Linked DNA regions of Homo sapiens: region 1 is linked to region 2. Evidence: chromatin loops called from intact Hi-C (ENCODE). Cell type or tissue: ascending aorta. All regions are shown on one strand. Links, peaks and the distances in the headings refer to the core of each region. The heading gives the core; the rest is flanking DNA. Region 1 holds the start of ZNF701 (zinc finger protein 701). Region 2 overlaps ZNF816-ZNF321P (ZNF816-ZNF321P readthrough).

Region 1 (2,903 bases), core at 170-2,669, 370 kb after region 2:
CTCTCTCTCTCTCTCTCTCTCACTCTGATGAGCCTCCCTCTTTGCTGCCCCTCTCTACCTTGCTGTCTGTCCTTCATCTCTCTGTACATCTAGCTTTTCTCTACATTTCTCCAGTTGCTTTTCTCCTCCTGCTTTCTTATCTTTTTTTTTTCACTTTTGCTGTCTCTTGGCAAATCCCTCACCCATCCTCTACTTTGCCATCTGTTATGGGTCTTTCTCATTCTTCTTTTCTCTGTCTCAGGTTTTCTACTACTCTCTGTCTCCTGATCTCTTTAGCCCACACAATCACAGGAGGGTTTGAAGTAAGACGCCTGCATCCCAGAGAGGCTCATTTTTCAGGGGTTGGAGCTAGGCAGGCAAGAACACACCGTGTCACAGGACTGGCCCCTGGCACCTCCCCAACGCTGGCTCAAGGAAAGTGGTGACTGCTAAGGGGAGACTTGGGGTGCAGCAAGGCCCAGCATGAGGCGGGAGGTGGGGTGCGACGACGCCTTCGGTGGGGTCCACAAGATCCCAGCACCAGGCAGAGAACTCGGCCTCCCTGAGACTGGGATCGCGACGTTTGCGCTTCAGGCGCCTAAAGGTTGAGACTGGGAGGCGCCCAGGCGGAAATACACATCTCGGGTGAGGACTTTGAAAAGCGCGGGGAGGGAGGAGTTAAAAAACGGTTTTGAGCACAGAAACTACGCGATAGGAAGTGTATACAGCGCCCTGTAGCAGAAAGACTGGAGACGGGAACAGCCTCAGGGCGACTTTAAACACAAAAGGAAGCGACTTCCGGATTCCCAGGGGAACGTCTGCATTTGCTCTGGTTGAAGGAAGATGGGCGAGAATTTACAGGTCTGTGGTGACCCCACGTCCCAGGTACGGAAGTGCCGGGGATATGGGGAGTGCAGACTTAATACAACACAGAGCAAAACTCACCGCCGCGGTGCGACCTTCACTCCACGGGATCCGCTTCCTGGTCTGCGCGGATGTGTGCGCACAGGACTAAAGCCAGGCCTGGGTGGAGCCAACGAGAAGGTGGGCGGGGCCTGATCGAGGTAGAGGCGGGGCCCCAGGCGGAGAGACCTTGCCCTTTAGAACCGGCAGAGGGCGGGGCCGGGGCGGGACCTGTGCGTCTCTCAGCCTCGCTCCCAGCGACTCTATTTTTCGGGCTTTGGAGGCGAGAGCGGTCAGGAAGGCTGAAGCACGATTCGAAAGCCCTGGAATTGTCTGGAACGGGGATGCAAACAAGAATGTAAAATGCAAAGCCCTGCCTGGGCGGAACGTACAATTTCATGCTGACGGCCCACAGAACAGAACAGAAATCCTCTCCCTTTCTATTCTCCATTCACTCAGGAGGGAGAGTCCACCCTGTGCTCAGCTTCAGAGACTTCCCTAGGGCCTCCGCCTGGGATGCGCGACGGAGTGTTCAGGCCAGGGAGGAGTGAAGTCACCACCTACTGCTTAAACATAGCAGGAATGCGGCCAGGTGGGCGGGAGCCTGAGGGCCAGAGGCGGGAGGATCACTGAGCCTGGGGGTCCAGGCCAGCCTGGGCGACAAAGTAACACACCCTCCCGCAGGGCTCCCCTCATCGTCTCTTTTAATTTTTAAAATAAAATTTTGATTGTGTGAGATAGGGATACAACATTATTCTTTTCCATGTGGATATCCAGTTAATTGTCCCAGCACATTTGTGGAAGAGATCTATTACTTTCTTTTTTTTCTTTTCTTTTTTTTTTTAAGACGGAGTATTTCTCTGTCGCTCAGGCTGGAGTGCAGTGGTGACATCTCGGCTCACTGCAGCCTCTGCCTCCTGGGTTGAAGCGATTCTCCTGCCTCAGCCTCCGGAATAGCTGGCATTACAGGCACAGGCCACCATGCCCGGCTAATTTTTGTATTTTGGGTAGAGACGGGGTTTCACCATGTTGGCCAGGCTGGTCTCGAACTCCTGACTTCAAGTGATCCGCCTGCCTCGGCCTCCTGAAATGCTGGGATTACAGGCGTGAACCACTGTGCCTGGCCCAAGAAATACTCTTCACTTCGCTCTTAAATGTTGAGAAAATACAATTGAAAACTAAAAAAATCTTCCCCTAAATGAGAAATCATCTTCACGACGATAACAGAGAAAGAAATAAAAACTATTTTATTAATAAATAGGCCTTAGACCAGCATGTGATGGGAAATAGAGGACAGTTGAGAGGTTGAAAAGAGAGAAAGAAACTTCACTGTTCTATACAACCCAAATACATGTTTTCAAGATAAACACTGATCAGTCCTCAGGGAAGAGGACTTGACAACACCCTTGGTCACACATAATTCATCCTGGCTCTACTTGGTAATGGAGGTGACCATCTGTGTCAGCTAACTAGCATCATCCTGAGGGAGGGGGAGAAACCCTAACCCATGTATTTTTGGCAAGTGTGAGTTTTACAGCATGGCGGACAGGTGCCCTCTCTGGTGAGGCTCCTACAATCCAACAGAAACTGATGTCAGCAGTAAATAATGAAATTTAGAATACATTATTAATTATAGAGTTTATTTGGACACAAAGCATGAGAATAGCCACCTGGAAACCTCAACTCCAAATGAATGGGGTCAGCGTTCCCAAGTAGAGACATTAACATTTCACACACACAAGGAAATACAGAGAAGCTTTCCCAGAACCACCACATTTTCCATTCAAGTCCAGTGCATAGGCTGCGGCAGCTTGACTGGTGATGGAGTGATACACTTCAAGGAAGGTTACATTATCACTCCATAAGAAGGGACAATGATGCCAGGAGGTCTTATCTCTGGGGCTGCTTAGTTTTCCTAATTATTTACACGAAAACTTTTTAAAATTGATATTAGGAAACTAAATTGTATAGCACATTTTGTTTTGTTTTGTTTTGTTTTGGGAAGGCGTCCTGCTCTGTCG
Region 2 (2,903 bases), core at 96-2,595:
GCTGGAGTGCAGTGGCATGATCTCAGCTTACTGCAACCTCCGCCTCCTGGGTTCAAGCGATTCTCCTGCCTCAGCCTCCCAAGTAGCTGGGACTACATTCACGCACCACCACGCCTGGCTAATTTTTGTATTTTTTAGTAGAGACAGGATTTCACCGTATTGGCCAGGCTGGCATCAAACTCCTGACCTCGTGATCCGCCCGCCTCAGCCTCCTAAAGTGCTGGGATTACAGGCGTGAGCCACCGGCGCCCGGCTGCAGACGCAACTTCTAAGAGTTTTCCTGGCCAGACGCGGTGGCTAACTCCTGTAGTCCCAACACTTTGGGAGACCAAGGCGGGTGGATCACTTGAGGTCAGGAGTTCGAATCCAGCCCGGCCAACGTGATGAAACCCCAGTCTCTACTAAAAATACAAAACAATTAGCCAGGCTTGGTGGCGCGCATCTGTAATCCCAGCTAGTTGGGAAGCTGAGGCAAGAGAACTACCTTAATCCGGGAGGTGAATTTTGCAGTAAGGCGGAGATCTCGCCGCTGCACTCCAGCCTGTTCAACAGAGAAATACTCTGTCTCAAAAAAGGAAAGAAAAGAAAAAATGTAAATATAAAAATGAAAGTAATAGATCTCTTCCACAAATGTGCTGGGACAACTAACTGGATATCCACATGAAAAATAACAATGTTGGATCCCCATCTCACAAAATCAAAAATTTTATTTAAAAAAAAGTTAAAAAAAAAAAGAGAGAGAGACAAGGAAGGGAGCGCTGCGGGAGGCGGTGTTACTTTGTCGCCCAGGCTGGCTTGGACCCCCAGGCTCAGCATCCTCCCGCCGCTGCTTCCTGAGCAGCTGGGACCTCAGACTTCCGCCCCCGCGCCCGCATTCCTGCTGTGTTTAAGCAGCAGGTGGTGACCTCACTCCTCCCTGGCCTGAGCACTCGGTCCCGCATCCCAGGCGGAGGCCCTGGGGAAGTCTCTGAAGCTGAGCACAGGGTGGACTGTCCCTCCTGAGTGAATGGAAAATAGAAAGGGAGAGGATTTCTATTCTGTTCTGTGGGCCGTCAGCATGAAATCGTATGTTCCGCCCAGGCAGGGCTTTGCATTTCACATTCTAGTTTGCATCCCCTTCCAGACAATTCCAGGGCTTTTGAATCATGCCTCAGCCTTCCTGGCCGGTCTCGCCTCCAAAACCCGAAAAATTGAGGCTCTGGGAGCCAGGCTGAGAGACGCACAGGTCCCGCCCCGGCCCCGCCCCCGCCCCGCCCTCTGTCTGTTCTGAAGGGCAAGGTCTCTCCGCCTCGCGCCCCGCCCCTACCTCGCTCAGGCCCCGCCTACCTCCCCGCGGGTCCCGCCCAGGCCTGGCTTCTGTCCCCAGAGAGCAGATTCGCACAAACCCGGAAGCGGGTCGCGTGGAGTGACGGTCCCACCGCGGGGGTGAGTTTTGCTCTGTGTTGTGTTAAGTCTGCGCTTCCCGGGTCCCAGGCGCTTCTGTACCTGGGACGTGGGGTCCTCATAGACCTGGAAGTTCTCCTCCGTCTTTCTTTACCCAGAGCAAATTGAGAAGTCCCCGTGAGAGTCTGGGGGTCGCTTCCTTTTGGGTTTAAAGTCACCATAGACCGGTCCCGTCCCGAATCTTTCTGCTATAGGGTAACGTATACACTTCCCATCGCGTAGTTTTCCTGCTCAAAACTTTTTTCTGACTCCTCCCAACCCGCACTTTTTAAAGTCCTTACCGCGAGGCGGATTCCCGCCCTGGGCGCCTCCCAGTCTTGTCTTAAGGCGCCGTCGCCCCCCACCTCCCTCCTCGTGCCGGGCCCTTATGCTCCCCAGGTCTTCCCTCCGTAATCACCGTTTCTCCTGAGCCCGCGTTGGGGAGGTGCCCGGGGCTGTCCTATGACACCGTGTGTTCTTGCCTGCCCTGCACCAGCCTCTGGAAAATGCGCTCCTCCGGGATGCAGGCATCTTACTTCAAAGCCCTCCTGTGATTGTGTTGGCCAAAGGGATCGGGAGACTGAGAGAGAGAGCAGTAGAAAACCTGAGACAGAGAAAAGAAGAATGAGAAAGGCCATAACAGATGGTAGCGTAGAGGATGGGTGAAGGATTTGCCAAGAGACAGCAAAAGTGGAAAAAAAAAAAAAAAAAAAAAGGATAAGAAAAACAGGAGGAGAAAAGGAACTGGAGAAAAGTAGAGAAAAGCTTGATGTACAGAGAGATGAAGAAGAGCAAGGTAGGGAGGGGGCAGCAAAGAGGGAGGCTCATCAGAGTGAGGGAGAGGAGGAGGGGTTTGGAGCCAGGGCAGACAGAGCAGAGTGGTGCTGGTGGCAAGAACAGAGGGAGAAGCACAGCAGGGAGGACACCTGGGGATCTGGGGTGCTAGAGATTGGGGAAAGGGGGATTTAACAGGGAAGAGATAATTTAACAGGGAGAGCAGAGGAGGCGCAGAGATGGGAGAAGAGGCAGAAATATATGGAGATTGAGGATGATCGAAAGATTGGGGAGAAGGAGCAACAAGAGGTTAAAGAATTTGCGACGATGGAGCAGAAGAGGTGGAAGAGAAGTAATAGAGGGAAGAAGGGGATAAACAGCAGGAGAGGAGAGGGGTACAAAATGAAGAGCAGAATCCCAGGGAAAAAGAAAAGAAAACAAGAGCTAGAGAGAGAAGGGGAGAATGAGAGATATGTACAGAATTAGGGAGGGAAGCACAGTAATGAAGACAGAGGGGCTGGGCGCAGTGGCTCACGCCTGTAATCCCAGCACTTTAAGAGACTGAGGCAAGGGGATTGCTTGAGTCCAGGAGTTCGAGGCCAGCCTGGGCAACATAGTGAGACCCCCATCTCTGCCAAAAGAAAAAAAAAATTAACTGGATGTGATGGTACACACCTGTAATCCCAGCTACTCTGGAGGCTGAGGCA

Evidence for each region. Peaks named below come from ENCODE experiments on the same cell type or tissue, not always from the same donor. Only the 100,000 strongest peaks of a DNase experiment are listed, where the experiment ranks them.
Region 1: a loop joins it to region 2, with 24 times the contacts of the local background. A loop is called at or near these places in 2 of 110 quality-filtered maps.

Annotation. Positions count from the first base shown.
Region 1 is chr19:52,568,352-52,571,254 of GRCh38, reverse strand. ZNF701 (zinc finger protein 701) reads right to left here and starts at 968. Exons shown (of 4, transcript NM_018260.3): 1 at 925-968. It also overlaps a transcript of ZNF808 not described here. RefSeq lists enhancers at 1-539, 700-949, 1,759-2,368. In ascending aorta, for the core only: a CTCF peak has its summit at 1,117 (motif pointing right); DNase peaks (open chromatin) are centred at 1,034 and 1,434; H3K4me3 peaks cover 1,851 bases; H3K27ac peaks cover 2,098 bases.
Region 2 is chr19:52,941,063-52,943,965 of GRCh38, reverse strand. The region is part of intron 3 of ZNF816-ZNF321P (ZNF816-ZNF321P readthrough); the gene reads left to right. It also overlaps the pseudogene ZNF321P. Among named protein-coding and RNA genes, the nearest start is that of ZNF888, 19 kb to the right of the region's middle. RefSeq lists silencers at 676-861, 1,201-1,410 and an enhancer at 600-1,424. In ascending aorta, for the core only: no CTCF peak of the experiment used is centred there; DNase peaks (open chromatin) are centred at 885, 1,325 and 1,775; H3K4me3 peaks cover 2,252 bases; H3K27ac peaks cover 2,188 bases.